3 separate regions of the Homo sapiens genome follow, and all the other regions are linked to region 3. The links are chromatin loops, found by intact Hi-C in ENCODE. Cell type or tissue: mammary epithelial cell. All regions are shown on one strand.

Region 1 (8,000 bases), 110 kb after region 3:
TAGACAAAGTAAACATTGGTCCTTTTTCAGAAATGCCCTGGATTTCATAAAAGACTGGAACAAATCAGCATTGTCTATAACTAAATGCCTACTTTGTGCTAGACAGTGATCAAATTCTACCTCTTGTGCTCTCTTCGATTCTCACAAAAGCATTTAGAGTCCAGGCATGGTGGTATGTACCCGTGGTCCCAGCTACTAGGGAGGTTGAAGTGGGAGGATTGCTTGAGTCCAGGAGTTTTGGGCTGTAGTGCACTAAACCGATCAGGTGTCTGCATTAAGTTTGGCATCAATATAGTGACCTCCCAGGAGTGAGGGACCACCAGGTTGCCTAAGTAGGAGTGAACCAGAGCAGGTCAGAACTCCCATTTTGAGCATTAGTAGGATCGTACCTGTGAATAGCCACTGCACTCCTGTCTGGTTAACATAGCAAGACCCTTGCCTCTTTCAAAACTTTAATTCTTTTTTTAATTTAAATTTTTACATATTTTTATCTTTTTTTTTTTTTTTTTTTGAGACAGAGTCTCTCACTATCGCCCACGCTGGAGCTCAGTGGCGCGATCTCAGCTCACTGCAACCTCCGCCTCCCGGGTTCAAGCGATTCTCCTGCCTCAGCCTCCCGAGTAGCTGGGATTACAGGTGCCTGCCACCACGCCCAGCTAACTTTTTGTATTTTTAGTAGAGACAGCATTTCACCATGTTGGCCAGGCTGGTCTCGAACTCCTGACCTTGTGATTCGCCCACCTCAGCCTCCCAAAGTGTTGGGATTACAGGCGTGAGCCACCACGCCCTGCTTTTTTATCTTCAAAATAGAGACAGGGTCTCACTGTGTTACCCAGGCTGGTCTCGCTCTCTTGGGTTCAAGCGATCTGCCTGCCTTGGCCTCTTGAAGTGCTGGGATTATAGGTGTGAATCACTATTCCTGGCCAACCCAGGCTCTTTTTAAATCATACTATGTTGTCTTTTGGGTGGAAACTGAAGTAGAAGCAGCAGTACCAAAGTGTTAGGAAAAGGGATAATCGCATTATAGGACTGGCTTTTCTAGCTATCAACAGATTCTTCCCAACCCCCAAGTGTATTCGGCTTGTGTAATAGTCTTGGTACACCTTTTGATATTGGTATGTTAATTTCCTCTGGGATGGTAAACTATATGGTCTGTGGGTTTTGGGGAAAGTTACTGTGTGAGGAATTTTTTTTCTTGACTTCTTTTCTTTTTTTGAGACAAGAGTTTTGCTCTTATTGCCCAGGCTGGTGTGCAATGGCGTGATCTTGGCTCACTGCAACCTCCTTCTCCCGGGTTCAAACGATTCTCCTGCCTCAGCCTCCTGAGTAGATGGGATTACAGGCGCCCGCCACCACGCCCTTCTAAATTTTGTATTTTTATTAGAGATGGGGTTTCACTGTGTTGGCCAGGATGGTCTCGACCTCCTGACCTCAGGTGATCCACCTGCTTCTGCTTCCCAAAGTGCTGGGATTAGAGACTTGAGCCACCGTGCCCGGCCGAGGAATTTTTTTTCTGCTGAGAGAAGGGATATAAAGGAGAAACTTTCCCATATTAGCTCAAATGATTTAGAAATAAATTTTGTCTCAATATTATGTTCCTTTTGTAGAAAGTTGTTTAGGTCAAGAGTAAATAGCTCAGATTTTTCCGTCTTTCTGCTTTCTACTTGAGTCAGGTTATTATGGCATGTGTTCAAATCATTCCCATCTAAATAAACCTTTTTTTTTTTTTTTTTTTTTTGAGATGGAGTTTCACTCTTGTTGCCCAGGCTGGAGTGCAATAGCTCGAACTCAGCTCACCACAACCTCCTGCCTCCCGGGTTCAAGTGATCCTCCCTCCTCAGCCTCCTGAGTAGCTAGGATTACAGGCAGGTGCCACCATGCCCGACTGCTTCAGCCTCCCAAAGTACTGGGATTACACGCATGAGCCACCGTGCCTGGCTGAATTTTGGGTTTTTAAATAGCTTTATCGAGGTATTATTTAAACACCATAACATTCACCCATTGAAATTGTACAATTCAGGCTAGATGCGGTGGCTCACATCCATAATTCCAGCACTTTGAGTGGCCGAAGCAGGCGGATCACTTGAGGTCAGGAGTTCGAGACCAGCCTGGCCAACATGGTGAAACCCCGTCTCTACTAAAAATACAAAAATTGGTGGCGCATGCCTGTAATCCTAGTTACCGGGGAGGCTGAGGCCGAAGAATGGCTTGAACCCAGGAGACAGGTTGCAGCGAGCCGATATCACACCACTGCACTCCAGCCTGCAAGACAGAGTGAGACTCCATCTCAAAAAAAAAAAAAATTGTACAATTCAGTGATTTTTTTTTTTTTTTTTTTTTTTGAGATGGTATCTCACTCTGTTACCCAGGTGGGAGTGCAGTGGTGCAATCACGGTTCACTGCAGCCTCAACCTTCTGGGCTCAAGGGATCCTCTCATTTCAGCCTCCCAAGTAGCTAGGACTACAGGTGCAAGCCACCATGCCTGAGTAATTTTTAAATCTTCTGTGGAGACAGGAGTCTTGCTATGTTGCTTAGGCTGGTCTTTGAACTGTTGGGCTCAAGTGATCTGCTCACCTTAGCCTCCCAAAGTGCTGAGATTACAGGCGTGAGTCACTGCGCCCAGCCCAATTAAATTATTATTATTGTTTTTTTTTGAGATAGAGTCTCAGTCTGTTGCCCAGACTGGAATGCAGTGGTGCAGTCTTGGCTCACTACAACCGCAGCCTCCCAGATTCAAGCAGTTCTCATGCCCTAGCCTCCTGCGTAGCTGGGACTGCAGGTGTGCACCACCAAGCCCAGCTAATTTTTGTATTTTTAGTGGAGACAGGGTTTTGCAATATTGACCAGGCTGGTCTCGAACTCCTGAGTGCCTCTCAAAGTGCTGGGATTACAGGCGTTAGCCACTGTGCCTGGCTCCAATTAAATGATTTGGAATAAATTTATAGAGCTATGCAACCACCACTATGATCCAGTTTCAGAACATTTTTGTGTCCCCCAAAATTCTCTTGATTCCCATTTGTAGTTAATTACAACTCCCTCCCTCAGCCCCAGGCATTCACTGATCTGCTTTTTTTTTTTTTTTTTTTTTTGAGACAGAGTCTGGCTTTTTCGCCCAGGCAGGAGTGGCACAATCTCAGCTCACTGCAACCTCCCCTTCCCGGGCTCAAGCAATTCTCCTGCCTCAGCCTCCCGAGTAGCTGGGACTACAGATGTGTACCACCACACCAAGCTAATTTTTGTAATTTTAGTAGAGACACGGTTTCACTGTGTTGGCCAGGCTGGTCTCAAACTCCTGACCTCAAGTGATCTGCCTGCCTCGGCCTCCCAGAGTGCTGGGATTACAGGTGTGAGCCACCGTGCCCGGCTGATCTGCTTTCTGTCTCTATAAATTTGTCTTTCCCAGACATTTCATGTAAATGGAATTAGTATGTAGTATCTTGTGTCTTATTTCTTTCACTTAGTATAATGTTTTTGGGGTTCTTCCAAGTTGTAGCATGTTTTAATATTTTGCTTATTGTTGTTGGATAATATTCCTTTGTATGGATATACCACATTTTGTTTTTCCATGTCACCATCCATTGATGAACATTTGAATTTGTTTTCTGTTTTTGGCTATTAAAATGCTGCTGTAAACAATTGTAAATAAGTCTTTGTGTGGGCTTTTTTTTTTTTTTCATTTTTCCTGGGTAGAAATCTAGGATCAAATTTGTTATCTTCTTTAAAGCATAGGGTTTCTCTGTCCTTTTTGTCCGAATGTCCTCTTTGAAATAAGGCATTGGATTTTTTTCCTCATTCTTTACCCCCCCCTTTTTTTTTTAATTTTCCCATTTTTCTTACCCAGGGAGCACAATACTTGGGAACCTGAGAAAAACTTGGATTGCCCTGAGCTAATTTCTGAATTTATGAAAAAGTATAAGAAGATGAAGGAGGGTGAAAATAATAAACCCAGGGAGAAGTCAGAAAGTAACAAGAGGAAATCCAATTTCTCAAACAGTGCCGATGACATCAAATCTAAAAAAAAGAGAGAGGTAAGCTTCCTTTCCCTTTTCCCCAAAAACTATTCTTTTGCCACCAAAATAATAATAATAAATAAAAGTATCATATTTTGGTTATTTCTATTGTAAGGATGGACCTATAAGGTAAATTGTTGAACAAAAGAGCTTCCAGGGAGGTATGTTGATTACAGCTCCCTCTCCTGGCTAAGTGAGAAATGTAATTTGTGGCCACTGGATTGTATTAAGGGGGCAAAATTAAATCTTTGTAAAATGTTAAACCACTCCTCTGCCTTCTCCATAAGTAGAAGACTTAGTTATCTTAGAGAAGGAGGATCATTGGTGAATTTTTTAAGAATAGAAAGGGGCTTTGAAATGTTTTGTTTTGTTTTGAGACAGAGTCTTGCTCTGTTGCCCAGGCTGGAGTGCAGTGGCTGGATCTCAGCTCACTGCAATCTCCAACTCCCGGCTTTAAGCGATTCTCATGCCTCAGTAGTAGCTGGGATTATAGGCACATGCCACCACACCTGGCTGATTTTTTTTTTTTTTTTTTTTTTTTTGAGACAGAGTCTTGCTGTCACCCAGGCTGGAGTGCAGTGGCACTATCTTGGCTCACTGCAAGCTCTGCCTCCCGGGTTCACGCCATTCTCCTCCCTCAGCCTCCCGAGTAGCTGGGACTACAGGCGCCTGCCACCACGCCCAGCTAATTTTTTTGTATTTTTAGTAGAGACGGGGTTTTACCATGTTAGCCAGGATGGTCTTGATAATTTTTGTATTTTTAATAGAGACGGGGTTTCGCCATGTTGGTCAGGCTGGTCTTGAACTCCTGACCTCGTGATCCGCCTGCCTTGGCCTCCCAAAGTGTTGAGATTATAGACGTGAGCCACCATGCCCAGCCGGGGCTTTGAAATGTTTACCATTTCACTTCCTTTTTTCTTTTTTTTTGGAGACAGAATATCGCTCTGTCACCCAGGCTTGAGTGCAATAGTGCGATCTTGGCTCACTGGAACTTCCACCTCCTGTGTTCAAGCAGTTCTCCTGCCTCAGCCTCCCAAGTAGCTGGGATTACAGGCACACGCCACCATGCCCAGCTAATTTTTTGTATCTTTAGTAGAGACGGGGTTTCACCATGTTGGCCGGGCTGGTCTCAAACCCCTTACCTTGTGATCCATCCACCTTGGCCTCCCAAAGTGTTGGGATTACAGGCGTGAGCCACCGCGCCCGGCCCTTTCTTTTTTTTTTTTTTTTTTTTTTTTTTTTTTTTTGAGACGGAGTCTCGCTCTGTCGCACAGGCCGGACTGCGGACTGCAGTGGCGCAATCTCGGCTCACTGCAAGCTCTGCCTCCCGGGTTCACGCCATTCTCCTGCCTCAGCCTCCCGAGTAGCTGGGACTACAGGCGCCCGCCACCGCGCCCGGCTAATTTTTTGTATTTTTAGTAGAGACGGGGTTTCACCTTGTTAGCCAGGATGGTCTCGATCTCCTGACCTCATGATCCACCCGCCTCGGCCTCCCAAAGTGCTGGGATTACAGGCGTGAGCCACCGCGCCCGGCCCCGGCCCTTTCTTTTGTTCCAGTGATAGCATTTGTTTTCAATCCTTGATAATCTTTTTTTTGCAGTGAAAATCATATAATATACAATTAAATATTTTATTTATTTATTTATTTTGAGACAGAGTCTTGTTCTGTCACTCAGGCTGGAGTGCATGGGCGTGATCTCGGCTTACTGCACCCTCACCTCCTGGGTTCAAGTGATTCTCCTGTTTCAGCCTTCTGAGTAGTTGGGATTACAGGCATGTGCCACCATAGCCAGATAATTTTTGTATTTTTATTTTTATTTTTTATTTATTTTTTTGAGACGGAGTTTCACTCTTGTTGCCCAGGCTGGAGTTCAATGGCATGATCTTGGCTCACTGCACCCTCCATCTCCTGGGTTCAAGTGATTCTTCTGCCTCAGCCTTCCAGAGTAGTTGGGATTACAGACATGCACCACCATGCCCAGCTAATTTTGTATTTTTAGTAGAGAGGGTGTTTCTCCATGTTGGTCAGGGTGGTCTTGAACTCCCTAACTCAGGTGATCCACCTGCCTTGGCCTCCCAAAGTGTTGGGATTACAGGTGTGAGCCACCATGCCTGGCTCAATTAACAATTTTAAAATGTACAGTTCAGTGGCATTTATATTCTCTTGATCTATTATTTCTACATACTTGGCGTACAAAATTAATTTTTGTCTTTTGAATCTTCTTCAGTTTGGGAAGTGTATTTATGAAATTTTGGTTTGATTTAGTTGCTTTAATCCTTCTGATCTTTAGCTCTCAAGTAAGTAGCATAAGCACTGTTATTGCCTCTCTCTCTTTTCATCTGTGTGTGGGCGCATAAATACACACACTCTACCACCTCCTCCCGCCCCCAGCTTCCATTCCTTTTATTTATTTCAAGGTTATGAAGCCTTTTGTGGTGAAGGATGTATCATACACTTTACATTTCATAAAAGCGTAAGTCTACTTCGGAATCTTCCAGCCTTCCAGAGTAGCTGCCACAATCATCCCTATGTATCTTCATTCTAATTAGATTTATACCTTTCTAGAGCATTAGTTCTCAATGCTACACATTATAATCACCTGGGGGGTACGTTAAAAAAAAAAAAAAATCTCCAGTGCCTAAGATGCACCCCAGACCAGTAAAATTAGAATTTTTTTTTTTTCTTTTTTTTTTGAGACATAGTCTCACTCTGTTGCCCAGGCTGGAGTGCAGTGGCACAATCTCACTGCAACCTCTGCCTCCTGGGTTCAAGCGATTCTCCTGCTTCACCCTCCCTAGTAGCTGGGACTACAGGCACATGCCACCATGCCTGGCTAATTTTTTGTATTTTTAGTAGAGATGGGGTTTCACCGTGTTAGCCAGAATGGTCTCAATCTCCTGACCTCGTTATCCGCCCATCTTGGCCTCTCAAAGTGCTGTGATTACAGGCATGAGCCACCACACCTGGCCTCTGTCATTTTTAAAAAGGAGCAGTCTGAATAATCTGGCTTGGAGCCACTGGCCAGTGCACAGAGTTTTGTTCCTAGGCCAGGTTCTGAAGCTGCCGACCTTGAAAACAACCCCCACATGTCCCTTACATCATAATGTTCATCTGGGACCCCTGATAGCATTCTTAGCAGTACTGGCTGCTGTCAGGTAGACAGCTGGAAAGATAGGTGATTGTATGTTTTAAAGGTATAGGAGGGGATTGTGTTTATTTCTTAAGACCACTGGAGAAGAAATTTGTTAGTTTGCATTATGCCTGATTTAAGATTACTGCCTGTATGATGATTTTAGCATTTTCTTCGCCCTGGCTCCTTTTCAGCAGCTTGAACGTTTTTCTTCCATTCGCCTCCTCTTCCCTCCCTATGTAGCAAACTGTTTTCAGTTGCCAGTTATGATTTACAACTTAGTCCATGCACCAGCATTCCAGCTGTGAGCAGCTGTGTGCACATCTGGGAACTTCTTCCCCTTAAGCACCCCCAAAAGAGGCTATGTTTTTAAAAGTCAGTATCTCTCATTGATCCACGCGTGGAATGTCCTTCCAATTGTGAATTTTGGTATCTTTGGGGACCACCCGGACCCCAAATGCTTTGTATGTCTCAGAGGAAAGCAGGTGAACATAAGATCAAAGAGATTTTATTATGAAAATCGGGCAGTAGAGATTTAGTTCATTTGGGCATCTCTAAATCTTTTTTTTGTGTGTGTGTTGCCACTAGAGAGGCTAGCATTATCTTCCATAATAAAGTTTTTTCAAATTACCTAGTTTGGGCCGGGTGCGGTGGCTCACGCCTGTAATCCCAGCACTTTGGGAGGCTGAGGCGTGTGGATCACTTGAGGCCAGGAGTTCAAGACCAGTGTGGTCAACATGGTGAAACCCTGTCTCGACTAAAAATACAAAAAATTAGCCAGGCGTAGCCGGGTGTGATGGCTCACATCTGTAATCTCAGCACTTTGGGAGGCCGAGGCAGGGTGGATCACCTGAGGCT
Region 2 (8,000 bases), 150 kb after region 3:
CACAATCTTGGGCCAAGATGCGTAAGGACCCAAAAAGTACCAAGAGGAGGGGCTCTTCCATGGGATGTCATGTAAAGGCTGCTTGGGACCACCAGAGCCCTGGGTATCTATGTGTGCCTGAAATAGTCAAGGCCTCACTCATTTATTCAGTATTTGAGTATCTCCTGGTCTTCAGACTTTGTGCCCAGAAGTGGGATACAGCAAAGAACAGACATATTCTCTGTCTTAAGTGAGAGCTCACAATTTGGTAAGTGCAACTGACCAAATGTTTTTGCAGTAAGTGCTAATAGATGTCATTATCAATTGCCAGGGGTGAGAGGAATCTCAGAGGTCTTTCCAAAGGAAAGAACGTCTGTGCAATGATTTTCAAAGAATGTGTCTGTCAAACAGACAAGAGGGCAGAAGAGCAGTCCAGGTGGAAGCAAGGTGCAGGTAAGTCCAGGCAGAGTGAGAGAGCTCATGAGGAGCTTAGGGACCCTCAGAGCAGTTTTGTGTAACCGAAGCGCTGGCTGTTGTGTGCCTGAGTCTGGCCATGATGCAGAAGATAAGGCTAGAGAAGGGGGATGCTGACAGAACGTCAGGGGCTTTCTTTGGCAAGGGTGAACAATATAAGCTTTATTCTGCAAGCCTGGGAGTCCAGAGTTTTTAGCTGTTGACCTCCATTAGACCAATTTTTTAGCAAGGTAACCCCAGAGGCAGGACTACCACCTAAGAGGCTATGCACCAGTCCTAGCAGGAAAATCCCACCAGAAGCCCCTGGTCCAAGGCGTCAGGTAAAGATGAGCGCATTCAGGAGACATTGACCAAGTCGAGTCCAAGAGAAATGGAGGAACCAGAATCTGAGATTGCAGGCTTGGCCTGCGCCAGTGCGAGACAGACATGCCCAGAAGGTGGCTCGAGCCAGGGGAGCCGGGTCCGGGCAGGACTGATCCAGCGGTTACTCAGGGAGGCGTGAGAACGCGCCAGTACCCGGGACGTGAACAGCCGCGGCGGAGGCGCGCAGGGAGAACGCCTGCCCCGCGTGGGGCCTGCTCGCCCAGAGCCGCCAGCCACGAATTTATGGCCCAAAGCCGAATGCAGCTGTGCGCAGCTGGGTATGCAAATGTATGCAAATTCGCGCTGCCCGGCCCGGGCTAGGTTGCGAGCGGAGTCAAAGGGTGGGGGAAGGGGCGCAGCATTGTTACTGTTCTTGCGCTCCCAGAGGAGTTCAGACGCGGTGCGGGAGGGGATGCAGGGGGAAGAAATACATCTTCCCTGTCCTGACCGTCCCGCCTCAGGACCGTGACAATCTATCGGGACGAGCGTGGGTTCCCTCCATGTCCTCAATGACTTGTGCCCTCACGCCCTCAGCCCCACCCTGCGTAAGATGCGTGCAGGAGGAAGGGTCCTGACACCCAGAATACCTGAGCCCCTGTTGGTCTGAGCGTCCTTCCTTCACTGCGAGCGGGAAGGAGCCGCAGGGTGGGTAGATGATCCCACACCCGCCCGGGTCTCCCAGAATTACCCCTCCCCATAGCCAGGGAGGGGGTCGTCCGGAAGACCTGATTTCTTTCATCCCTTTATTGTGACCCGTCCTTCTGCCTCCCATCCGCTTCTTGAGAAGTCCCTACAGAAGTCTAACCATAGTCACATTTGCTATTGTTTCTGTTTTATTTTTCCGGGTGGTTTAGTGAGAAGATTATTCCCAAAGTCCCAAATGTTGGGTTCTGAGGGTGTGGGAGTGGGGCCTGGGCATCAACTCCCGCCCCCTCTCCCCCACCCAACGACCAAAGAATAAGTCCCCACGCTAGGCAAGAACTGGAAGGGAGTCTGGGCTGAGGCTGTCATCTCCCGGCTCTGGCTTGTTTTTTTTCCCGCTTTTTTTTTTTTCCCTTGCTGACTCTTCCCACAATGGCCACAAGGGGTCTTCCTTGCGCTAAGAATGGGAAATCCGGCGTCAGGTTTGAGCGCTGTGAGGGTGGGGCGCCTAGCGATGCTTCCTCTCCGCGGTTTCCGAGCGCCGAGACCTGCAGGCGTCCCACCTCCCCGCCCCTCCTCGGTGGCTTCACTCAGTCGCAGACGACTTCAGTTCTCTTACCCCACGCTCCAGACTGGAGATTGGCATTTCAAGATCTCCTGCTCCTTCCCCTAAGCCTATGGAGCAACCGGAGGGCTGTGAGCTGAGACAAGAATTCGGGCCAGACATATAGTAGGCGCTCAATAAATGCTTTTCAGATGAATGACAATGTGGCAGTGTCCTGTTCAGAAGCTTGGGCAGGGAAGAGATGACTCGGGTGAGTTGAGCAGGACACCCCTCCTCCCAAAGCAAGAGGGTGCCAAGAGGCGGCTCAACTCCCTACCAGGGAAACTGAGGCCATCTGTGGGACTTACATATTGATACAGCAGGGGAGGTTCTGAAGTGACAGGGGCAATTAGAAGGGAGGGGTTAGCCAATCAGAAAGCTGTCATGGATTGATCTGACGTCGGAAGGCGGGAAAAACGGAAGATCCAGGCCCCTAAAGGAAAGCTTTGTTAGAACGGGAAAATGGGATGTGAGCGTGGAAAAGGGGCTGGAGATTTGGATTGTTTAGCTCAGAGAAGGAAAGTTAAGGCAGCCCCTTTCTCCTGTGAGGTCAGAAGTTGTTAGGTTTAGCTGAAGCTGCAGCAGGAGGAAGGGTGGTCAGACACCAGGAAGGACTTCCCCGTTGGAGTCAGACGTGGTGGCAGAGGGTGAAGGGGTGATGACGTCGTTCCCGGGGTGGGAGGTGAGTTATCTGAAACCCTCTTATAATGGGAACCCGTCAGGGGTGGTGGGGGCGGGAGATACAGTTAAGGGTTAGATGCAGTAGGTGGAAGCTTAGGTGAAGTCGGCTGCCCTTCCCCCACGGAAGCGGCTGCAGGGCCCGAGAGGTGGGAGGTTCCTGACCAGGTGCTCTCACGCTCACTGCCCACCTGGATGGACACCTGGGTGGTCCCGCCACACACCCCCACTCAGGGCTTGCAGGAAGTCCTTCCCCAGCCGGATGGGGCGAGGTGTGTTTGGATGAACCGTAGCCTCGGGTTGCACCCGGGTGGCGCAGACCTCCTCGAAGACCCTCACGTGGGCTCCCGTGGCAACTCGCCAGTCCCATCCCCTAGCTTTGGCGCATTCAGGGCCGCTCCTGAAATGTCCTCCCTGCAACCCTAGAAAAGGCTCCTCTGGGAAGCTTGCCCTGTTCTCGCCAGCCTGGTCAGAAATCCTATGGCTCTTCTACTTTGTTTCTCTGGGTGACCTGGGTGAGCAGGAACCACACCTTGATTAGCACATAGTAGGGACACCAAATAAAGTTTTGGGTGGAGGCCTGGCTTTAAATCATGCACTGTCCTAGCTGTGTGACCTCGGTTTGAAGCCCCATGTCCTGATCCGTGAAATGGGTACTTCTGTCTTGCTCACTTCTTAGGCTTTTTTTTTTTTTTTTTTTTTTTGAGACAGAGTTTTGCTCTTGTCGTCCAGGCTGGAGTGCAATGGCACGGTCTCGGCTCACTGCAACCTCTGCCTCCCAGGTTCAAGCGATCCTCCTGCCTCAGCCTCCCAAGTAACTGGGATTACAGGTGCGTGCCACCACGCGCAGCCAATTTTTTTATTTTTAGTAGAGACAGGGGTTTCACCATGTTGGCCAGGCTGGTCTCAAACTCCTGACCTCAGGTAATCTACCCGCACCGGGCTCCCAAAATGGTGGGATTACAGGCGTGAGCCACCGTGCCTGGCCTTCTTACGCTATTTAAAGGACTATGTGCCTGAAATAACCAAAGGGAAAGCATTTTGTTTTATGCAAATGCAGGCTGTGGGAGTCCAAGCCATGCAGACACCCGTGTGCACAGGGGTGGGTACACCCACATTCACACAGGTTGAATCTCTTGGAGGGGCTAGGTCCGCGTCTTTGGAGGCAATCAAGCAAAAGCTGGAGATGGTAGGCGGGGGGGCCAGCTAGGGAGAGCTAGCTGTCAGATGCCAGAGAGGGAACCCAAGAATGCGAGGGGTGGTCCCCAGAACTGGCTATCCTAGACCCAGGATCCGATTCTCCAGGGCGGGATCCCAGTTCCCTGGAGGATTCTGGGTACAGGCCAGTGGGCCTGGACCCTGGCGCAGAAACACGGGACCGAAGACCCCGCTGTGGGAGCCCCGAGTCGGGGCTGCCCGGCAGAGGGCGCCCAGGCTGGCTCGGGCACAGCGCTATAGCCATCTTCGGGTGCGGCCCGCCTCCTATTGCGCCCTCTGCTGGCCAACAAGGACACTATCGCGCTGCCTGTCTTCAGTGCCCACAAAATGGGCGGGGTTCTGCTAATTCAGGGGCTGTTGGCCACGCCTCTTCTGCTGAAGCCTCCTGCATCCTGGACGCCAGAACTCCCAGCCAGGCCTGGCTCTAACTCCTCCACCCTTCAACTCCTTGTGGAGAAGGGAGCTCCTCTCCATCCTTCAAAAGGTGAATCCAAGTACCAGGTTGCCTGCCCAGCTCCACACTCACGCTCGACCGGGGAGGGTGATGAGAAGAATCCCCAGCAGCGTCACGCTTAGGGTATCTTTATATCCAGATTATGGAGGTTTAAAATTCAACCTGCCTGCTCCCAGCTGCCTGGCCACTGCCTGGTCCCAGCCTGTCAGTCCTTCAGGATGTCTTAGCTTGGGCATGTTCCAGCCTTCTCATTGGACCCCCTGCCTACTGTCTCTCCTCTCCACTTACCAAAATTATCTTTCTAAAACACAAATTGGCCGGGCGCGGTGGTTCACGCCTGTAATCCCAGCACTCTGGGAGGCCGAAGTGGGTGGATCACTTGAGGTCAGGAGTACGAGACCAGCCTGTCAACATGGCAAAACCCCGTCTCTATTAAAAATACAAAAATTAGCCTGGTGTGGTGGCGTGCCCCTGTAATCCCAGCTACTCGGGAGGCTGAGGCAGGAGAATCGCTTGAACCCGAGAGGCAGAGGTTGCAGTGAGCCGAGATGGCACCATTGCACTCCAGCCTGGGTGACAGAGCCAGACTCTGTCTGAAACAAAACAAAACGAAAGCAATAACAAAAAACACAAATCAGTGTAGGTCACTCTTTTACTTTAATCTCCAGTAGATCCCCATTGCCTAGGAGAAAAGGTCCAGACTCCTTCTTAGCCCATCTCCATCTTTTATGTTTGGCCAAATCTAAGCCTCTGATCTCATCAGATCACTTCTTTGCCTACTCGAAATTCTCCAAACACATCCTGCTCTTTCTTTGTTTCTTTTTTTGACAGGGTCTTGATCTGTCACTCAGGCTGGAGTGCAGTGGTGCGATCTCAGCTCACTTGCAGCCTCAGCCTCTGGGTCTCAAGCCATCCTCCTGCCTCAGCCTTCCTAGCAGCTGGGACTACATACGTGCTCCACTGTGCCCAGCTAATCACATCCTGGATTTTGATCTCTATTTGGTAAATTTCTACTCATTCCTCAAGGCCTAGTTCAAATATCCCCTTGCTGGGCATTCTTTTCTCTAACACCCCCAGGAAGCATGTTTCTGTGCCCCCATGGACTTTGTACTCGCCTCCTTTTTATGGCATTTATCCTGGGGCATTATCTATTCACAAATCGGTTCCCCCCAGCTCCACTAGAACTTGAGCATCACTAGGTCCGAGTCTGATTCTTATCCATCCTAGTACATACTGGGAATCCAATCTAGAGCTGCTTGGCCAAGGACCCACTGGTGCCTCAGCCCCAGATTGGGAGAAGTCGTGTCTCATGTCTGCCCCGGGCCTAGAACATGGCAGAGATGCCTCTGCCTGTTCACAAACTGACTAGACAAGCCAGTTTTCTCATTCCCTCACTCCTGGGGTGAGCCTCTGCTTCCCTCCTCACTTCCTAGGAGATCAGTCATCCTTTCTTTCTCCTTGCTATTTGCTCCCTTCCCTGCTAGGGGGCAGGTACTCCAGAGCCTCTGGGTTCTGGGGACCTAAATTGAAGTCTGATTCAGAGGTTTATTTCTTAAGAGCTCAGAAACTGATGGTAGGGGAGACTTCTCCCCTCTGCAGAGTCCCAAAGATTCCCCACTGATTCTTGGGCCCTACTCCAAGTCAGCCTCCCCACCCCAGAATTTACCTAGTCCTTGCTTGTCTAGCCTGGGGCTTGGGGGCAAAATCATAAATTTGGGAGACAAGAGGCGAGATAAAGATCATTTGTTGAAAATGGTGTCATCAATCATTTGCTGGAGAGAATACATCTAAGAATTCCCCAAACCTGGGTGCTCAGATGCACCCCCTCAAGCTCCCTGTTATGCTCCCCTATCCCAATGTCCCTGGCCTCCCTGGTCAGCTCTTTTCCTGGGCTTGAGGTTACCTGGTCATTTTTGTTTCATTCTTTCCGGTCTGCATTCTCAGAAAGCCCTCGGGCCCTTTCCTACCTTGGGAGGGTCTCAGGATGGAGAATTTCATCCCCCATCCTTCCCAGCCCACACTAATGATCATATTTCTGAAACAGCCTGGAGGGGAGATTCCTAAACTCCTAGTTGTAGAGTTTCAGGCTGAGGATGAACAGATAAATAATGGCTTGCCAAATTAATTAATTATTTTATTAGCCTGAGTAATTATTAATCAGGTCATTAATCACCCAGTTGTGCACTATGAATAGTAATTATGTGGTTGGGGGTGGGGGACGACAGTGGTGGAGCAACTTATGGTTTTAAGGTCTGGCAATATATGGACCTTCTCTTGGTCCTAGGAAGATTTCAGAGGATTTATGGGCTCCATCTCTCCCCTCACCCTCACACCCATGCTTAGAGATTAGGAACAGAATGGGATCTACCTGGATCCTTTTGCAAAGGCAGACATCAATTTCATCCTTCCCCTCTTGACTTCCAGAGTTCAGAAGGATGGAGAACATGGAGGCAGAGACATGTACATGGAGATGAAAGTGAAGAGAACGTGCTCTTGTGAGTGTGTGTGCGAGTGTGTGTATGTGTGCGTGTGTGTATGTGTGTGTGAGCGTGTGGTGTGTGTGTGAGTGTGAGTGTGTGAGTGTATGGTGTGTGTGAATATGTGTGAGTGTGTGAATGTGTGTGCGTGTGTGGTGTGAGTGTATGTGAGTGTATGAATGTGTGTGAGTGTGCGAGTGTGTGAGTGCCTGAATGTGTGTGAGTGTGTGTGTCAATGTGTGTGAGTGTGCATGTGTGTGTACCAGGGTGAGACTGAGACAGAAGCAATTCCTAAATGTGCCAGACGTCTCCACGGCCTCAATTTGACTGGTCATTTGATATAAGAGAGCAATGCTGGGATTCACTAAAAATTTTGCCTTTGAACCTCATGTTTTGGGAGGTATAGATGCCACCAGAAGCAAGGAAAAATAGAGGAGGCTGAAAACAGAGACAGGAGGAAGTGCAAGGTGAGACAGGAAATAAGTGGAAGAGGGAAGGAGGAAAAGTAGAATGAGCTCTTTACCTTTGAATTGACTTTATGTTTTTGTCTTGCTGGGATGGGTGGTATTCCCTTCCGGGCCTTCTTTTCCACACTCCCCATCCTACTCAGGACCTTCTCTTTCCTGAGATTTGGAGTGGGCTCCAGCTTCAGAATCTTTCTCCTCGAGCTATTTCCAAAGACTCTGTCCACTGCCCTGTAGGGTTGGAAGGAGGGGAGTGAGGATAAAAAGAGATGGTGAAGTGATGGCAGGTTACACTCATCCTTGACACCAGGAAATCATTCTGCAAGTCCCACCTCCATGCCTCCTACTGTTTGGAGATCCCATCAACTCATATCCCTGTGTGGTATCCCTTTGGATAACAGTAAACTCCTGCCTCTCAAGGTGCCCCTTTCTCCAGACCTCCTTTTCCCTGGGCCAGGTGCTCCCAGATCCCCTTCCTTCCACTGCTCACTTGGGGAGGGGGCACTGATCATGCTTTTCACCCCCCTAAGGCCCTCTGCTCATAGCCCCTTTTACTTTCTGTTTATGGTAAATTTCACCCTTATTTACAGTGGGTCCCGCTTTGTTTATGACCTGCTTGAGGTCAGTTTTATTTTTGTATCTCCAGT
Region 3 (8,000 bases):
AACAGAGAAGCCTAGATTTCACTAGCCGAAGCAAAATGAGTAGGACCGGAGGTGGTGAAGGAAGTGGCTGGGATTGGGTAATGGGGGAGTTTCTTATTCTTTCAGTGGACTATAATAGGATACATAAGAGCAGGATGTCTCCTGCTTGAAGCCTAACTGTCCACCAGAAAGGACTGCTCTTTGGGTGAGTTGAACTTCTTCCATTATAGAAAGAATTGAAGGCTGAGAAACTCAGGTAAGCACTTTTGTTGTGGGTATACTTTTACCTTCTTGGTCTCCTCATCTCCCAGGTGGTAACAAACAGAAATGACTAAAGCCTATATGTGTGTGTAGTGGAAAGGAGCAGAGGGAACTGAATACAGAGAGGATCCTGAATACACGATGCTGAATAGAGAGAGGGGACTCCTGGGGGTCTTTGGGGATGGGGAAGGAATTAAAAAAGTTGGAGGGCACTGGGTTTACTGAGAGCAGCGGGATGGATATAGAAGAGGACTGAGGTTTGGAGCAGAATAAGACTAAGATATTTAGGCAAGAGATATTTAGATAAAAACTTGGGGAAATATTTGAGAATGGGAAAGGACTAAGAGAACCTAAGGAGAGAGTTAGGGATCTTGAGATGAAGAGGCCTGGGAATGGTTCAGGAGGATACTGAATTAAGGTGAGGTCCAGGAACAGTTTAGATGTCCAGGGTCCCAGAACTGTTCAAGAGATCTAAGTTGAATGCTAGGTTCTGATTCCCTCTTCCTCTTCCACCCTCTGCCTCTTTAGCCTCTATCATGTGGAACAGCTCTGACGCCAACTTCTCCTGCTACCATGAGTCTGTGCTGGGCTATCGTTATGTTGCAGTTAGCTGGGGGGTGGTGGTGGCTGTGACAGGCACCGTGGGCAATGTGCTCACCCTACTGGCCTTGGCCATCCAGCCCAAGCTCCGTACCCGATTCAACCTGCTCATAGCCAACCTCACACTGGCTGATCTCCTCTACTGCACGCTCCTTCAGCCCTTCTCTGTGGACACCTACCTCCACCTGCACTGGCGCACCGGTGCCACCTTCTGCAGGGTATTTGGGCTCCTCCTTTTTGCCTCCAATTCTGTCTCCATCCTGACCCTCTGCCTCATCGCACTGGGACGCTACCTCCTCATTGCCCACCCTAAGCTTTTTCCCCAAGTTTTCAGTGCCAAGGGGATAGTGCTGGCACTGGTGAGCACCTGGGTTGTGGGCGTGGCCAGCTTTGCTCCCCTCTGGCCTATTTATATCCTGGTACCTGTAGTCTGCACCTGCAGCTTTGACCGCATCCGAGGCCGGCCTTACACCACCATCCTCATGGGCATCTACTTTGTGCTTGGGCTCAGCAGTGTTGGCATCTTCTATTGCCTCATCCACCGCCAGGTCAAACGAGCAGCACAGGCACTGGACCAATACAAGTTGCGACAGGCAAGCATCCACTCCAACCATGTGGCCAGGACTGATGAGGCCATGCCTGGTCGTTTCCAGGAGCTGGACAGCAGGTTAGCATCAGGAGGACCCAGTGAGGGGATTTCATCTGAGCCAGTCAGTGCTGCCACCACCCAGACCCTGGAAGGGGACTCATCAGAAGTGGGAGACCAGATCAACAGCAAGAGAGCTAAGCAGATGGCAGAGAAAAGCCCTCCAGAAGCATCTGCCAAAGCCCAGCCAATTAAAGGAGCCAGAAGAGCTCCGGATTCTTCATCGGAATTTGGGAAGGTGACTCGAATGTGTTTTGCTGTGTTCCTCTGCTTTGCCCTGAGCTACATCCCCTTCTTGCTGCTCAACATTCTGGATGCCAGAGTCCAGGCTCCCCGGGTGGTCCACATGCTTGCTGCCAACCTCACCTGGCTCAATGGTTGCATCAACCCTGTGCTCTATGCAGCCATGAACCGCCAATTCCGCCAAGCATATGGCTCCATTTTAAAAAGAGGGCCCCGGAGTTTCCATAGGCTCCATTAGAACTGTGACCCTAGTCACCAGAATTCAGGACTGTCTCCTCCAGGACCAAAGTGGCCAGGTAATAGGAGAATAGGTGAAATAACACATGTGGGCATTTTCACAACAATCTCTCCCCAGCCTCCCAAATCAAGTCTCTCCATCACTTGATCAATGTTTCAGCCCTAGACTGCCCAAGGAGTATTATTAATTATTAATAAATGAATTCTGTGCTTTTAATGCTCAGGTGTGGTCTCTGGGGAAGAAGGAAACAGGTCACGGTTAGGCTCAGGGGCCAGGCTAGGAGGAGACCATACTATTCCATCCCTCCTGCATGACGAAATCCTGTCACCATGTGCATGCTCACACATATCCCTAAAGCACCTGTGGCCACCAGGAGCTGGAACCTAATACCTAAGGATTCAGGGGTACCTAGGTCAAAGCAGGAGCAGGAAGCAGCTGGCCTGGGACATAGCCTTTAGAAGAGGGGTTTCTAGGTAATAAAACATGTGAGGTGATTTAAGAGGATTAGCCTGCCTTTTTGTTTAATTTCCCAGAAATGGCCTCTGCCCCTAACCACTGCTGCCAGGATCCGCCATCCCTACAAACAAGTTTATTCAGCTCAAAAAAGTTTTATAATCCAGCTTTGATATCTACTCCAGTGGGACCAGTCCCCCAGCCCTCACTCTGTGCGAAGGGAATGGTCATGGAGGAGGACTCCTTGGTCTGTAGAAATGGAACTGAGCTTAGTTAAGGCAAAGGCAGAAAAAGGTTCCAGCTGCCCTGGCAGGGTCCTGCCCATGGGGCTAATTCACCTGAGTCCCAGGCCCTCAGTTGCCTTGCATTTGTCATCTGGACTTATGAAAGCAAGAGAACAGGCCTGGTGGGGTGTCTCACACTTGTAATCCTAGCACTTTGGGAGGCGGAGGTGGGCAGATCACCTAAGGTCAGGAGTTCAAGACCAGCCTGGCCAACGTGGTGAAACCCCGTCTCTACTAAAATACAAAAATTATGGGCCAGGCACGGTGGCTCATGCCTGTAATCCCAGCACTGTGGGAGGCAGAGGCAGGTGGATCACCTGAGGTCAGGAGTTCGAGACCAGCCTGACCAACACAGAGAAACCCCATCTCTACTAAAAATAGAAAAATTAGCCCGGCATGGTGGCGCATGCCTGTGATCCCAGCTACTCAGAAGGCTGAGGCAGGAGAATCGCTTGAACCCGGGAGGTGGAGGGTACAGTGAGCCGAGATCACGCCATTGCACTCCAGCCTGGGCAACAAGAGTGAAACTCTGTCTCAAAATAATAATAATAAATAAATAAAATAAAATACAAAAATTAACCGGGCATGATGGCGGGTGCCTGTAATCCCAGCTACTCGGGAGGCTGAGACGGGAGAATCGCTTGAACCCAGGAGACAGTGGTTGCAGTGAACCGAGATCGCGCCACTGCACTCCGGCCTGGGTGGCTGAGCGAGACTCTGTCTCAAACAAAAAAAAAAGAAAAGAAAAAGAAAGCAGGAAAACAAAGACTCTAGTTAAAAGGGCTCAGGGGCCAGGCTAGGAAACCATACCATTCCTTCCCTCCAGAATGACCAAATCCTGTCACAATGTGCGTGCTTACACACATCCTTAAAGCACCTGTGGCCACCAGGTGACGCTGGTTCTCTGCGTTTCCTTTCTGGCTTCCCAGTTGAGGACACAAGGCAGGACTGGGAATCCAGAGACCCCTGACCAGGGAGTAGAGACCCAGGGATCTTCACCCTCCCTTTCCCCCAAAGCTTAGGAAGAAAAGTGAAGAATGAGACATTTATTATTCATGAGATATTCCTGTCTACTTGAGGTGGGGCTGGGGGAAGTAGCGGTGTGGGCACTGGGGTGGCACTGGGGATGGAATGTGAGTCATGCTGACCTTAATGCTCTGGCTGCATGTTGTCCCCTCCCTCCCCCAAGTCCATGGTTTGAGAGAACAAAGTAAAATCTGAAGATATTAAGGGCAGAAAGAACCACAGTTGGGGTGGACAGATTGATACCCTCACATGCAACACACTTCTAGGGTCCAGGAATCCTGACTCCTAATATGGAACATGCACTTTTGGTTGTCCTCCTTCCACGAAAGTCACAGGAGCCTAAACCAAATCAAGCTGGGGCTACTAAGGCAGGGGTCCAGGTAAACTGTTGGACCAATGAAGAACAACAGTTTATGGGTGTAGAGACAAAGGTTTCAGTCAAGGCTCTCTCATAGTTAGCTCTCGGAACTTGAGCAGATCTCTGGACCACTCTGGGGCTCAGATTTTATCATCTGTACAAAGCGGGGTGCGGGGTACACTCTTAACACGTGCCCAGTGCAGTTCCCTGTACATATATTATTTCATGTAATCCTCACAAAATTACCATGAAGTATCTATTATAATTTCTTTCTTACAAATGTGAAAACTGAAGCACAAATAGGTTAAGTAATTTGTCCAAGGCCGAATGCCTAGTACGTTGTAAGACCGTGATTTGAGGGCAGAGTCTCAAATCCGCCTTTCTAAAACTAGGATCAAGTGTCCAGATGATCCCTAACTGTCCTTCCTATTCAGACCTTCTAAGATTCTGAAAGTTGACAACTCTGAAGAGTTGTAAAAGGATTCACTTTACATGTCCTTAGAAGGCAAATCACAACGGTGTCAAGTAGAAAGGTGAAGCAATAGGGATTGAGGTTAGACCTCAGAAAGGACTTCCCAATTATCAGTCGCTGGGGGGAAAAAAAAAAAACTCAGGAGACACAGAAGGAAATCCTGGGGTCTAAGACCATAGAGGACAGATCTTAGCAAAAAAGCAGCCACCCGCCACGGCCCACACATCCACCCCAGCCCCTAATTTCAATAAGGGCTGAATGAGGGGAATGAAACTGAAGAAAAGCCAGGCTTTCTTGAGGCCTTCTCTCTCTTGCGGTTGTGCTTGGCGAGTGAGGCCATGCACTGGGTCCCTCGTGGTGCGTTGCTCATGCGTGTCTCGGGATGTGTGTGTGTTTGGAGGCCCTTTATGCTCACGAGTGTGAGTCACTGTCTGTCTCTCTTTGTCTCTTTATCTCTGTCAGTCTCTCGCCCGAGTCCGAGCTCTATCCCTGACTTTCTGACGCTATCTCTCACTGCCTCTCTTTGTCTCTTTCCATCTGTCCGTCTCTCCTGTAGGCTGTCTTCATCTCCTGTACCTCTGTTATCGCCTTTTTTTTTCTCCTAAGCTCGTCTCTCCAATCCCCGCTGCCGCGCTCCCCCCGCCCCCTCCCCAGTCGCCCGCCCGGGCTGTTCTTGCTCGTTCGCACGCTCTCTCTCTTTCGCTGTCTCTTACAGGCAGATTTATGGTCAGCCCAGGGCCTTTCATTGGCCAAGCGCTGACAGAACTTGATTTAACGCCGCCTCTCATTGGCTGAGCTTGACAGGCCGATTTACGAGTCACTCTACCATTGGCCAAACCACCTTGGCCCTGATTTATGGCTCAGCAGCCGCGGGGAGGGGGGTGCAGCTGCTAGGGAGTGAGGAGTGAGGATGCCCCTCCCCTCCCCTTCCCGCCGCGTCCCTCCTCCTCTCCCCCGCTTTTTTCCCCTCTTTCCCTCCCCTCAAGGAATGGCGCTCCCTCTACCTGTTCCTCAGGCCCCCTCCTCCCTTCTCTTTCGTCCACTGGGAGGGGAAACTGGGGTGTGGTGGTAACGGGAACTGAAGGGATGATGGGGTCTGAGGGTACACATGGGCCGAGGAGTCGAGTTTGAGGGGTGTGGATGGGGGCCGACAGGGAGAGCAGAGGAGACTGAACAGGGAGAGAGGATTCCGAGCTGAGGAACGAAGGGGAAACTGAGAGGGCAAAAGGATGACAGAAAGAAAGGAAGGTTGAGGAGAGAAGGAAGGCAGGGGAAGAGAGAGAGGGTTAAGGAGCTAAATGGGGGGTTGGGTAATTTGTCCAAGATCCGAGAAGAAAGAAGGAGAGATGAAGAGAAAGGACACATTTGAGGGGCCACACGGGCTGAAGCAGGGAAATCGGGCATCGAGAGAGGGACTTTTCAAATCTCACTATCCAGACTGAATAAGAGACGGAAATTTCCTTTTCACACAATGGCTCTGAAAAGGAAAAGCATTAGAGAAGCAAAGACAGAGAAAGGCGCAATAGGGAGGTGAGAGAGAGGGAGAAGCAGGAAAGGACAACTGGAAGGTAATAGCAAAGAAAAGAGAGAGGGAGAGCGACAGAGAACTAATGGGAAAGACCAGGAGGAAGGTAGGTTTTTGGTTTTTTGTTTGTTTTTAGGGGAGGGAGGAAAGGTGCCGTGAGAGAAGACTACTCCCCAACGGAAATATTGACAGAAAGGCTCCTCCTCCTCCCCTATGAAGACCCATTGGCGTCTGCAAGGGGACAGACGAGTCAGGCGCCTCCCCCAGGAGATATTCTGCTTCCTCAAGGCTGCAGTAAGCTCCCCATCCCATGCACCTCACTCCTCCCCTTGCCCACCTCCCCAGTTAAATTTATGAGTCCAGGGTGGCCTTCAGGAATTAGGAATATTTATGCTTCTTTGAGAGTGAGATTTAGAAGGTGATAAATAAGGGTCCACTGGGGGGTGCAGCTGGGGGCTCCTATTTTTAACATGGCCATTTTCCCAAGGCCCCACCCACACATTCCCTCTCCTCCTGAGCCAGAGAAGGAAGCACAGACGGAGGTGAGGAATGGGTTTCAGGTATCAGGAAGAGGGGTTGACTATCCTGTAGAGCCCCTCAGAGGACTGCAGAGCTTTGCAGCAGAAAGGATTGAAGGCAGATAGGGGAGGAACTTTCCAAGCATCCTGGCATTCGTATAGCCCCTAGTGTGCAGTTACAACATTTTTGCAGAAGGTGGGGAGAAGCCCATTTCCCCCCTGTCCCCTTAAGCTCAGTTGCTGAGGAATAGGGGAGATAAGCCAGAAAATTCAGAGGCAGATTTCTCTGGCCTGTCACCATCCTCACAGGAAAGGAAGATTTGAAATCCCCCACCTCCACAGACCACAGCCTGGATCCCTGGGAAAGGAGGCTAGGAATGTGGGGCTCAGGGCATCTCCTAGGAGTCTTGGCCTCCAACCTGCCCACCCTCACTGCTGCTGAGAATTAAAAACAGCCAATACTTCTTGACATCCCTTGCTCTGGGCCTCCAGGAAATTGAGAAGGGGTGGTGGATCTGCCTATGGATCCACATACCTTCTGCAGCCCTCAGCTCTAGAAGCCATGTGTCTGTGACCCCCCAACCCAGTGAAAGGGCTTGTTCTGGGTTTGGGTGGGTAGTGAACAAAGATGGAGGTCCATAATATAAGGGAGACCTAAGGAAAACAGAGCTGGGGAAGAGTCACACATCGCCCCCATCCCCCATGCCCTCCAACCGCTATGGCCTTAGCAAGGCTGGCCACAATGCACATGCGTACATACACTAGACTGCTGCCTGGAGTGGCAGGAGGGAGGGAAGGGTCTAGACTGGCCCTTTAAGAGCCACTTAGGGTCAGAAAGCTTGGGCTACAGAGAGGGGAAGGAGCTGATGTCAGAAGACGGATGGGCAGCAAGATGGGGATTGATGCTAATGGGGGAGTTAAAGCTAAGTACCCAGACACTCAGAGGGCAGAACTGCAGATCTGTCTTCCTTATGCTCACCCCCTCTCCAAACCAAGGCTGTAAATCTGCCTCTTCAACTGGGGGAAGGGGGACTGAGGAAAAAAGACATGCTCTCTTCTCCCCTTTCCTGTTTCTTCCTTACTTGGTGTGCCCACACCACCCCCCTCCACCCAATTCTTTTGTCCTCTCCCATTCTCTTGCAATCCACAACCCCTTCCCACTAAAATTTCCAATTTTGGGCTTTGCATCAGAAATTGACAGAATGGTTTCAGCTTGCAGAGGAGTTTAAGAGAGACCACAAGTTTTCCCTCACCAGACCCGGGTGGGAATGCTTGGTGGGATTGTGGTGAGAAACTGGTAGATTGGTAACTCCCAGATCCCTCAGTTTCTCATCCTTCCACTGTCTTCTCACTCGGAGGTAACTCTAGCAGCCGTCTTCCAGGACAATAGGGTAAAG

What was found. Peaks named below come from ENCODE experiments on the same cell type or tissue, not always from the same donor. Only the 100,000 strongest peaks of a DNase experiment are listed, where the experiment ranks them.
Region 1: it touches region 3 in a loop (10-fold over the local background); 48 of 110 quality-filtered maps call a loop at or near these places.
Region 2: a loop joins it to region 3, with 11 times the contacts of the local background. A loop is called at or near these places in 99 of 110 quality-filtered maps.

The regions. Positions count from the first base shown.
Region 1 is chr12:54,248,070-54,256,069 of GRCh38, reverse strand. CBX5 (chromobox 5) reads left to right here. Exons shown (of 5, transcript NM_012117.3): 3 at 3,843-4,029. It also overlaps the pseudogene RN7SL390P. Among named protein-coding and RNA genes, the nearest start is that of SCAT2, 11 kb to the left of the region's middle. RefSeq lists a silencer at 6,865-7,064. In mammary epithelial cell, a CTCF peak has its summit at 4,189 (motif pointing left); no DNase peak of the experiment used is centred here.
Region 2 is chr12:54,211,116-54,219,115 of GRCh38, reverse strand. No RefSeq gene overlaps it. Among named protein-coding and RNA genes, the nearest start is that of MIR3198-2, 16 kb to the left of the region's middle. RefSeq lists silencers at 1,080-1,129, 2,931-3,116. In mammary epithelial cell, CTCF peaks have their summits at 1,900 (motif pointing right) and 4,169 (motif pointing right); DNase peaks (open chromatin) are centred at 1,925 and 4,245; H3K4me3 peaks cover 1,057 bases; H3K27ac peaks cover 443 bases.
Region 3 is chr12:54,356,628-54,364,627 of GRCh38, reverse strand. It overlaps GPR84 (G protein-coupled receptor 84), which reads left to right and starts at 142. Exons shown (of 2, transcript NM_020370.3): 1 at 142-235; 2 at 769-2,183. The coding sequence starts at 777. The coding sequence ends at 1,967. The region is part of intron 1 of GPR84-AS1 (GPR84, ZNF385A, ITGA5 and GTSF1 antisense RNA 1); the gene reads right to left. RefSeq lists enhancers at 124-213, 5,209-6,033, 6,034-6,858, 6,859-7,684 and silencers at 5,002-5,181, 5,332-5,401, 5,412-5,651. In mammary epithelial cell, a CTCF peak has its summit at 3,597 (motif pointing right); DNase peaks (open chromatin) are centred at 3,597, 4,987 and 5,327; H3K4me3 peaks cover 1,343 bases; H3K27ac peaks cover 1,781 bases.